Regions from separate parts of the Homo sapiens genome. Here region 2 is linked to region 1. Evidence: chromatin loops called from intact Hi-C (ENCODE). Cell type or tissue: mammary epithelial cell. All regions are shown on one strand. Links, peaks and the distances in the headings refer to the core of each region. The heading gives the core; the rest is flanking DNA.

The links. A loop is a pair of places that touch in the nucleus more often than their neighbours do. Peaks named below come from ENCODE experiments on the same cell type or tissue, not always from the same donor. Only the 100,000 strongest peaks of a DNase experiment are listed, where the experiment ranks them.
Region 2: it touches region 1 in a loop (14-fold over the local background); 20 of 110 quality-filtered maps call a loop at or near these places.

Annotation. Positions count from the first base shown.
Region 1 is chr19:18,983,655-18,989,017 of GRCh38, reverse strand. No RefSeq gene overlaps it. Among named protein-coding and RNA genes, the nearest start is that of HOMER3, 45 kb to the right of the region's middle. In mammary epithelial cell, for the core only: a CTCF peak has its summit at 2,086; a DNase peak (open chromatin) is centred at 2,147.
Region 2 is chr19:18,892,370-18,897,732 of GRCh38, reverse strand. It overlaps CERS1 (ceramide synthase 1), which reads left to right and starts at 1,575. Exons shown (of 8, transcript NM_021267.5): 1 at 1,575-1,909; 2 at 4,158-4,317. The coding sequence starts at 1,661. GDF1 (growth differentiation factor 1) reads left to right here and starts at 1,575. Exons shown (of 8, transcript NM_001492.6): 1 at 1,575-1,909; 2 at 4,158-4,317. RefSeq lists a silencer at 2,525-2,574. In mammary epithelial cell, for the core only: a CTCF peak has its summit at 2,573; no DNase peak of the experiment used is centred there; H3K4me3 peaks cover 617 bases; H3K27me3 peaks cover 1,262 bases.

The sequences.
Region 1 (5,363 bases), core at 86-5,085:
GCATGCCTGTCATCCCAGCTACTCGGGAGGCTGAGGCAGGAGAATCGCTTGAACCCTGGAGGCAGAGGTTGCGTTTAGCCGAGATCGCGCCACTGCACTCCAGCCTGGGCAACAAGAGCGACCCTTGGTCTCAAAAAAAAAAAAAAAAAATTCTGAAGCCATGTGTGGCAGCCTGTGCTTGTAATCCCAGCTACTGGAGAGGCTGAGGTGGGAGGATCACTTGAGCCCAGGATTGGAGGCTGTGGTGAATTGAGATTGCATCACAGTACTCCAGCCTGGGCAACCCTATATCTAAAAATACAAACCTGAAATAAACTTACATATACACATGTATGTATGATGGCTTGTCATTTAGCTAACAGGTTCTCCACGCCTAGCCATTTGGGTTTGGGCCCTACATCCTAGAATGGGCTTCTTTGTGGACAAAGTCCAGGAAATAGCATATGAGAACAAAGGGTCCTCCTGAGGGTCTCCTCACCTTGCTGCCTCCCTCCACACAGTTCATGTGCCATCTAACTTTGGGGTGACCCTGCTGATGTCCCAATTCCCTAGTTTCCCTGCCTCTCCGGGACAGTGGGGGCTGTGGTTCCTGCAGGTGTCTCTGGCAGGCACTGGCCCTTAGGCTGGGCTCCAATGCCAGCTTCACCCCCCAAACCCTGACCTCTTGGGATATGGACCTGACTGCTGACTCTCTCTACCTCCTCCAGGTCCCTCAACTCTGTCCCTGTCACCCCCACCCTGTCACCAGCCCCACCTCAACAGTGCAGGAGCCTGTGGTGGTTTGGGGTCACCGTGTTCCCTGAGGGGCCCAGCCAGGCCTCTATCTCCCCTGTGTCCACATACTACCCCAATGCCCACCCATGGTGGAGGGTGGTGTTTTGAGGGCCAGAGATGTGCCAGCAACAGGGACGCTATTACTGACCCTCTGCTCACAGTCAGTCCTCCCCGAGGTGGTCAAGCGGTGGGACCCTCCACGCCTGCATTTTCTCCAGTGAAATGTAGCCAACAGCTTGCAGGGTTAAATACATACGGTTACCCAGGACCTCTCTTAGAGGGTTCAGAGGGACTGGTCTTGTTACCGACTGATCCTTTCACATCCCACCCGCTTGGGCCTCAGTTTTCCCTCGTGAGGATCCCCAAGCCCTTCTCAGCTCCCCTTGCCCACCCCTCCCTGGCCAGCCTGAGGGTTGGGTGGCCCCCAAACTCTACCACATTCCATAGAGGAGCTATCCAGGGAAAGAGTGGTAAGTTGTCACAAGTCCCCCCATCCCCATATGTTTGGGGGATTAATCCCCCCCAAGGGTTTGGGGGATTAATCCCCATCATATGTTCGGGGGATTAAGGGCTGGGCAGAGGTAGGAGCCGGGGATGATTAATGAATGCTGGGGCTGCAGCCTAGGCAACATAGGGAGGCTCCACCTCTACAAAAAGAAACGTTTTTGTTAGCAGGGCATGATAGTCCCACCTGTAGTCCCAGCTCCTCGGGAGGCTGAGGTTGAAGGATTGCTTGAGCCAGGGAGCTGGAGGCTGCAGTGAGCTATGAATGCACCACTGCAGCCCAGCCTGGACGACAGAGCAAGACCCTGCCGCCAACCCCCAACACACACAAAAAAGAGAATTAAAGGAGCTCACAAAATTTCAGCCTCAAGGCCCACAGCACAGACCATATACTGAGATAAATCTGATCGTCATTGGCCTCTCTGGACTCCAGTGCTCTCATCCGGGGAGGATCAGCCCATTTCCCAATGGAAAAACTGAGGCCTGGGGCAGTCTGACTCCAGAGCTTGAATTCTAAACATCAGTATCCGGATTTCCAGTTGGTTTCATCTGATTTAGAAGCTCCCTATATACACACACTTGCGTACACATGGACACACCCTGTGCAACGCCATGTGCGAATGCGTGCACACATGCACATACATACACAGAGACATGCACACGTATGCACACAGACATACACACATGCATAGGTCTACACGGTGCTTCTATTTCCCACGAAGTCCATACTCATGGCCCTGAGAACTTTAACACTCAGGAATTGCGGCTCTGTAATGACTGGCACTATCCGCTTCCTTCACAGCCCAGGAGGGGGACCTCACGAGCTGAGCTTTTCTTGGCTGAATTTTTCTCCAGCGAATCCTCAGGTTGGACTCATGGGAGCACCAACTCCCAGTTCTTGCAGCTTGTGGCCAGGTGTGAAAAGGGGAGCGTTAGCCTCGAGATTTCAGCTTCCACGCCTTCATGACTTGCTTTTGCCAGGAGGAAAGCAAACCTTAAGAATTTGAATCCTCAGTCCTAACATGTCCTCTCTGTGCTGTGTAACCTGGGGCGGGTGATCCACATCTCTGAGTGTCAGCTTCCTCATTTGCAAATGGGGAGAACAGTAGCATCTACAGAAGGGTTCTTAGGAGCAGCACCCGCATGCTGTGAACTCAGACATCGCTGATCTGTTTCCATTGTTCTGTGTCAGTGGACCCAGTCCTTGAGGCATCCCATTGGCTGACTCCTCCTCCTTAAAACAAAGGCCAGGCGTGGTGGCTCACGCCTGTAATCCCAGCACTTTGGGAGGCCGAGGCAGGCAGATCACCTGAGGTCAGGAGTTCGAGACCAGCCTGGCCAACATGGTGAAACCTCGTCTCTACTAAAAATGCAAAAATTAGCTGGGTGTGGTGGTGCATGCCTGTAATCCCAGCTATTCCGGAGGCCGAAGCAGGAGAATCGCGTGAATCCAGGAGGCGGGGGTTGCAGTGAGCCGAGATCGCACCACTGTACTCCAGCCTGGGCTACAAAAGCAAAACTCTATCTATAAATAAATAAATGAAGTTTCCTGAGTCCTTACCTAGACCCCATGACATGATGAAAGGGCCTTGACTCCAGTGTCCTGGTCACAACGAGTGACTTTGGAAAATTCACTTCACTCCCTGAGGCCCCAGCATGCTCATCTTAAAATAAAGATGTTCCAAGCTGGGCGTGGTGGCTCACACCTGCAATCCCAGCACTTTAGGAGGGAGAGGAAAGAGCACTGCTTGAGGCCAGGAATTCAAGGCCAGCCTGGGCAACGTAACAAGACCCCATCTCTATTAAAAAAAAAAGAAACCCTAGCCGGGCATGGTGGCACATGCCTGTAGTCCCACCTACTTGGGAGGCTGAGGAGGAAGGATCACTTGAGCCCGGGAGGTCAAGGCTGCAGTGAGCTGTGATTGTACCACTGCACTCCAGCCTGGGTGACAGAGTATGACCTTGTCTCAAAAAAAATAAATCCATTTGCAAAGTGTAGCATCATTTTTGTAAAAATCTTGTAAAATGTAGACAAGCCCCCCGTATATGGCAATGTTGGGCTGTGTTTCAGCACAAAGATGGGTCTACTCCAAACCGGCCACGTGGTAGGGAAGCGTGTGGGGTCCGGGCAGGGGTGCCACCCCCCACCAACACCCAGCCATGTGCCTCCTTACAACCAGTTTGAAAGGAAAATCCACTGAAGAATGTTTAGAGGAAGTAAAAACAGCAAAGCACTTGCTGGCAGCAATTGTCGGCCTTTGTTTCGGAGGCAGCTGTGGTCTTAGGAGAAAAAAGGATCAGATTTGAACCAAGACAGTTTCTTCCTGTGTCAAATGGGGAAATAAGCCTGGCTTCCTCCCAGGGCCATTGTTCAAAGGCTGCTGTGAAAAACCCTCTGACATCTCCTTGGCAGAGGCTCTGATCGGCTTTTTACATCTTGTCTGTTCACTCATTCATTCATTCATTCATTCACCACACATTTTTATTTGTTGGTTTTCGTTTTGAGACAGGGTCTTACTCTGTCGCCCAGGCTGGAGTGTAGTGGTGCCATCTCGGCTTACTGCAACCTCCACCTCCAAGATTCACGCAATCCTCCCACCTCAGCCTCCTGAGTAGCCGGGACTATGGGCACGCGCCACCATGCCCAGCTAATTTTTGTATTTTTTAGTAGAGAGGGGCTTTTGTCATGGTGCGGTGGCTCATGCTTGTAATCCCAGCACTTTGGGAGGCCAAGGCAGACGGATCGCTTGAGGTCAGGAGTTTGAGACCAGCCTGGGCAAGACGGCAAAATTCCGTTTGTACTAAAAATACAAAAATTAGCCAGGCATGGTGGTACACACACATAGTTCCAGCTACTCGGGAGGCTGAGGCGAGAAGATCACTTGAACCCGGAAAGTGGAGGTTGCAGCGAGCCGGGATGGCGTCACTGCACTCCAGCCTGAGTGACAGAGTAAGACTCTGTCTCAAAAACAAACAAAAAATTTATCATCATTATCATTATTATTTTTAAGACGGCATCTCACTCTGTAGCCCAGGCTGGAGTACAGTGGCATGATCATAGCTCTCTGCAGCCTTGACCTCCTGGGCTGAAATGATCCTCCAGCCTTAGCCTCCTGAGTAGCTGGGACTACAGGCATGTATCACCATGCCTGGCCTGATTTACACCTTTTAAAAGAGCAGTCTGGAAGGGCAGGGCAGGAATGAAAGCAATTCTGAACTGTTCCATCTATACCCCTCGGTTCCAGCCCCATTTAATGGCAGGCACCTGTGCAGGGTATCAGGGCTACCCTGGGCTGCTGGAGCACCCTTTGCCTGAATGCCCACTGGAACCAGAAGTGCCTGGAATTGACATTCCCCAGGGTAACCCTGACAGCTGACGAGGGTGGGGTGTGAATAACCTAGCCAAAAGACACAGAGACATAGACCCCGTGTGCTGGCCAGCTATTTGGTAAAACAACCATTCTCTGGCAGTTGTCTGAAATGTGGCCTTAGACAACGTTGTAGGCTCCGTCTCAGCCCCGAACCCCATGGAGGTCACTTGCAAGGAACCCAGAGCAAACCTGTCCTTTCTGGCTTGGACGTCCCACCTGCCTACTCTAGAGCCTTTGACAGTTTCCCTGTTTCAGTCCAGAGATGTTCACCCTCTCCTTTCTGGCTCTCCACGTTCTTGGCAGGTTGTTGCAAGAGGCAGAGATGTCTGGGAGCAACTAAGTCCCTCAGAACGCAGAAAACCTTCTTCTTCTTCTTCTTCTTTTTTTTTTTTTTTTTTTTTTTTTTTTTTTTTTGAGACAGAGTCTCACTCTGTTGCCCAGGCTGGTGGAGTACAGCAGCTCAATCTGGGCTCACTGCAACCCCCTGTAACCCCCACCTCCCAGTTTCAAGCAATTATTTTGCCTCAGCCTCCCAAGTAGCTAGGACTACAGGCAGGCACCACCATACCTGGCTAATTTTTGTATTTTTAGTAGAGATGGGGTTTCACCATGTTGCTCAGGCTGGTCTTGAACTCCTGACCTCAGATGATCCATCCGCCTCTGCCTCCCAAAGTGTTGGGATTACAGGCATGAACCACTGCACCTGGCCAGAAA
Region 2 (5,363 bases), core at 364-5,363, 92 kb after region 1:
GTCGGGGGCAGCCTGAGCAGGTGGCAGAAGAGCCATGCAGGTACCTAGGGGAACAGCATTTCAGGAGGGGGGAACAGCTAGTGCAAAGGCCCTGAGGCAGGACAGAGCTTGGCATGTTGGAAGAACAGCAGAAAAGCCCACAGGCGGAGGGAAACAGGGCGCTGTGAGGGCAGCCAGTGAGGACTTGGGCTTTCCCTGAGTGGAACAGGAGCCATAGAGGGCTGCAAGCAGACGAGGAACAGGCCAACAGCGTCGCAGCCACCTTCTCACCTCTGTGGGGTGAGGAGGAAGCCAGGATACCAGACGGAAGAGGGTAGTGGTGGTAGTGGTGGTGGTGGCGGGGAGCGGGGGGCAAGGCTGTGCAGATGCAGAGAAGTGGCCAGATGCAGGGCCACCTGGATGTGTTGTGGGGGACTCGGTGTGGGGCAAGGGGAAGGTGTGTTCACCTGTGCCCCTGAAGTTCAGGTGCAGGTGTTCGGGAGCCAGCGCGGCTGCTGCAGGACTCATCCCTGCATCCTGCACCTTGAAGGCCAGGTGTGGGGACATCCTGCGGGCTAGGATGGAGGGGGGGTGCAGCAGTGCCTGGGGAGATGGCGGTCCTAACAGAGGTGACCAGTGTCTTCCTCGATGGCCTTCAGTGGCTTTGGGCACAGGGCCTTGTCAATGAACAGTGCATTGGAAAGTCACTTATGGTGGTCCCAATGATGTCACAGTCGATCCAGATTGGGAGTCCCTCCCACGTTGGCACCCACTCCTGCAGCCTCTCTGCAACTCATGTATTAACCTGATGTTGGGGAGCCCCCCCCCCGGGTTCCCCAGGGTCACAGCAGCAAGTGACCCTCAGAGAACCCCCTAATCTCAGCAGCCCCCATCACACCTTTGTCCCAGTAGCCCGCTGTGCAGACCTGCAGAAGAAGATGCCTGGGAAGTGCCCAGGGTACCCGCGTCCAAGCTGGAACCCCATTGCCAAGCTCCTGGTGTAGGGCAGAGAGCTGCGTCTCCACTAGGTGCGCCTCCCAACGCCCTGGCGTGGGCCGTGTCCTTTTGAAGAATGAGAATGTTTCATTGAGCCTACGCCTCCTGAATGCGGGAGGGCCACGGGATGGTCCCAAGACTGTGCCAAGGCGTGCCAGGCCTCGGGTCCTTGAGAAGGAGCGAGGGCTCCAAGAACGGTGAGGTCGGAGCGGGCCGGGGCGATGGAGCGGGAGCGGCGTGGCGTGCTGGAGGGCCGGGAGAAGCGGGGGTCGCCAGTCGAGGGGACTGCCTGCTAGTGTCCCCCGTGCCCCCCGTCACGGGCACGGCGCGGTGGGGTGGGGGAGCGGGGGGCGCGCGGGGCAGGCATGGGGGCGCGACACGGCGGTGCGCGGGGTCTCTCGGGGTCCAGGTCCAACGGGCCCCCAGCTCCGGCCCCCGCGCCTGGGTTTCTCTGCTGGGAAACGGGCAGGGGCGCGGGCCCGCCTCCAGGGCGCCCCGCGTCCCCGCTGGCCGCCCCCCAGCCGCGCCCCCAGCGGGGCGGAGCTTGCGCCGGTCCCGCCCCTCCGCCCTCCGCTCTCCCGCCCGCGCGCCCCCGGCCCAGCTGCGGCGCGTGACGCGGGGCGCGCGGCTCCGTCGGCTACCGCGGGCGGGCGCAGGCGACGGGCACGGCGGGCGAGCGGGCGGTATGGCGGCGGCGGGGCCCGCGGCGGGGCCGACGGGGCCCGAGCCCATGCCGAGCTACGCGCAGCTAGTGCAGCGCGGCTGGGGCAGCGCGCTGGCGGCGGCGCGGGGCTGCACGGACTGCGGCTGGGGGCTGGCGCGTCGCGGCCTGGCTGAGCACGCGCACCTGGCGCCGCCCGAGCTGCTGCTGCTGGCGCTCGGCGCGCTGGGCTGGACCGCCCTGCGCTCCGCGGCCACTGCGCGCCTCTTTCGGGTCAGTGTGGCCGGGGGCCGGGACGAGGGGACCCCGGACTGGGGGAAGCCGGGACCGGGGACCTGGGGCCGCCGGCGCGTTCCTTTCTTCCAGCGCTGGCTGCTGCGGATGAAGGGGTCGCCGGAACGTGGGTGGGGGCCTCGGGCTGGAGAGGCCCAGGACGTTGGAGCCCCAGGATAAGGTCTCTCGGGCCGCCGCGCGCCCCCTTCAGACAGTGCTGCGTGGGGGAACCGGGTAGATGCGGGGGTGTGGCCGGGCTGGGGTGAGTCTGGGACATGGGGGGCCCGAGACAGGTGGGATGTTTGAGACGTGGGGGACCGAGGCACGGCCCTTTCCGGTCAGTTTGGGACCAGGGGGCCCCGCGCGGTGGATGGCTCCGGCCACCGCGCGCTCTTTCCGGCAGGGCCGAGCCAGACACTGAGAAGCCCAGGACCGGGAACGGGAGGGCTCGGCGCACCGCGGCCTGCGCCATGCGCCTCCCTGCCATGCGGGCTGCGCCCCGGCCCGGAGCGAGGTCCGCTGCCCGTTTTCTGCTGGGTCCGTGCGGCGGCGGGGCCGGCTTGCCCGCTGTAATCGGGAAGAGGCAGGAGCTGCCCGGTCGCTGCCTTGTGCCTATCTGGGGTCAGCGCCACCCTCCGACCAGGGATGGCAAGGGCCTGGGTGCTCTGGCCACGCCAGTGGTCGCTCCCTTGGAGGTGACATGGCCCGGGGCTTCAGGGTTGGACTGTGCTGCCTCCAAGAGGCGACAGCAGAATTCCCCAGTTTCTGCGGAGACCATCGCCCCTGCGAGAGAGTGACCATGATGGTGACATTGGCGCCTGACCCCACTCACTTCCCTGGGGAGGGGTCGCTGTGGCAGGAGCTGGTTGGAAGGTGTTTGGGCCTTTAGCTTGGCCTGGACACCCCCGTGGACCAGCTGGTGTCACCCCGCCCGTCTGGCTGGAGGGTGCAGGGACAATGTGCCCAGCGCCAACAAAGGGGCCTTTCTCTGCTGGCCGGGAAGAGGCTGGCCCTTGTGAGGTCGATGATGGGATGTTGTCTGACTGCCACTCTCCCCACTCCCGTCCCCATATCACCCACATGAGGGAGAGACCCCAGCCACACCCCTACTGTGGGAGGGGGAGACAGGGCTGTCCAGGGCCCCTCCCTGGGTCCGCAGTGGTCTTTATCCTGCTTGTTGCCCCTGCCTTCTTCCCAGTTTCCAGCTGGGAAGCCCGAGACCCAGGAGGGCAAGCCGTCCCCCACCCCTGCGGGACAGGAGGATGTGGCGGCTGGTAGACTACCAGGGCCGAGCCCCGGGGGCCCTCCCCAGCCCCTTGGGTGGGGTGCTCGCCCCATTTCGAGGCTCGCCCTTCCTCAGAAATGGGTGGAGGGGCTGCCGGGTGTTCCAAAGCTGATCTTCTTGGCAGCAGCCTGGTTGCCAGGGGTTACCGGAGCCGGCTCCAGCTGTCTCCATGACAACTGCTGGGTGCTCTGGGCTCCGGCCCCCTCAGCCTCTGGGAAGGGGGTGGGACTTGTCCAGGGGTGGGGCTTGGCCGGGCAGCTCTGGAGCCGCGCCCCGCCACCCACCCACCCACCGCACTCCCCAACCCCTGCCTTGGAGCCAGCAGCTTCCTCTGCACTCCCAATGTCCCCTCAGGGTCTCACCTCGCCTGTGACACCTTTTCCGCCTCCTGTCCCCTTTTTCTGCCTCCAGCCCCTCCTCCCCTTTCATCGCCCCCAGGTTCCCATGTCCCCGCCACACCTTCCCCCTAGTCTCTCCCAGCCCTCTAGCCTCTCCAGAATCTCCCACTGAGGGGGCGGCTTCCTCACAAGTTCTTCCTCTCCCCTCTGTGTCGGTCCCATGGGGCTCTCTGTGTTTCCCAAGATGCCCCCATATAACCCCCTCCATGTTCCCTTCAAGGGTCACCCCCACCAGCCCAACTCCCTTGGGCTGACGCATCCATCCGTCTCCCTCATCGTAAGCCCAAGTGTCCCCCTTCTGGCCCCCAGAGCCCTCCTGCTCCCCTCGGGGCCTCCCCCCTCACTCCCCTCCCAGCACCGCGGCGGCCGGACAGCTGGGCACTAAGTTTAGCCTTGGCAGGCGCCTGTGGGCTCTGTTTATGCTCCAGGTGGCTGTGGGCATGGGGGACAGGCCTTCCCAGTGCTGCCCGGCCTGGGGAGTCCCTGGGCCTCAGTTTCCCCACCCCAAAGGAGCAGTCTCTGGCCCCCAGCACCAATGGCTGCCCGCCTGTCTTCTCCCCCATAGCCCCTGGCGAAGCGGTGCTGCCTCCAGCCCAGAGATGCCGCCAAGATGCCCGAGAGCGCTTGGAAGTTTCTCTTCTACCTGGGCAGCTGGAGCTACAGTGCCTACCTGCTGTTTGGCACCGACTACCCCTTCTTCCATGACCCACCATCTGTCTTCTACGGTAGGGGCCCTGAGGGGATGGCCGGGAGGGCTCTGCTTAAAACACAAAGACGCCAGGCTTGTGGTCCCAGCTACTCATGAGGCAGAAGCAGGAGGATCACTGGAGCCCAGGAGTTGGAGGCCAAGGGGAGCTATGAGCACGCCACTGCACTCCAGCCTGGACGACAGAGTGAGACCCTGTCTTGTATCAAAAAAGAAAAAGAGGGCCAGGCGCAGTGGCTCACGCCTGTAATCCCAGCACTTTGGGAGGCCAAGGTGAGTGGATCACGAGGTTAGGAGATCGAGACCATCCTGGCTAACATGGTGAAACCCCGTCTCTACTAAAAATACAAAAAATTAGCCGGGTGTGGTGGGCGCCTGTAATCCCAGCTACTCGGGAGGCTGAGGCAGGAGAATCGCTTGAACCTGGGAGGCAGAGGTTGCAGTGAGCCGAGTTCGCGCCACTGCACTCCAGCCTGGGCAACAGAGCGAGACTCTGTATTAAAAAAGAAAAGAAAAAAAGAACAGTGTAAGGGGATGCTTATCAGAATCAGAGCTCCTATGGGTGTCTCAGAAGTTAAGCCAGCCCCAAGACAAAGGTGATCCCTGGGGACAGGAAAGGGGGTATCTGGCCGTGTTGGAGCTCAGGGAAGACATCCTGGAAGGACCCCTGTGTGGGTCCAGGCAGGCATTCCAGGTGTCGGTAACAGCACGTGCAAAGGCCCGGAGGCACTCACGTTTCATGGGGACAGGAGGAGGGTGGCTGCAGAGAGCTGAGGCAGCAGCTTGAGTTCTGTTCTGGATGTGGTTGTTTTTCTTTTTTTGAGATGGAGTCTCGCTCTGTCGCCCAGGCTAGAGTGCAGTGGCGCGATCTCGGCTCACTGTGAGCTCCGCCTCCTGGGTTCACGCCATTCTCCTGCCTCAGCCTCCTGAGTAGCTGGGACCACAGGCGCCCGCCACCACGCCCGGCTAATTTTTTGTATTTTTAGTAGAGACGGGGTTTCACCGTGTTAGCCAGGATGGTCTCAATCTCCTGATCTCATGATCTGCCCGCCTCAGCCTCCCAAA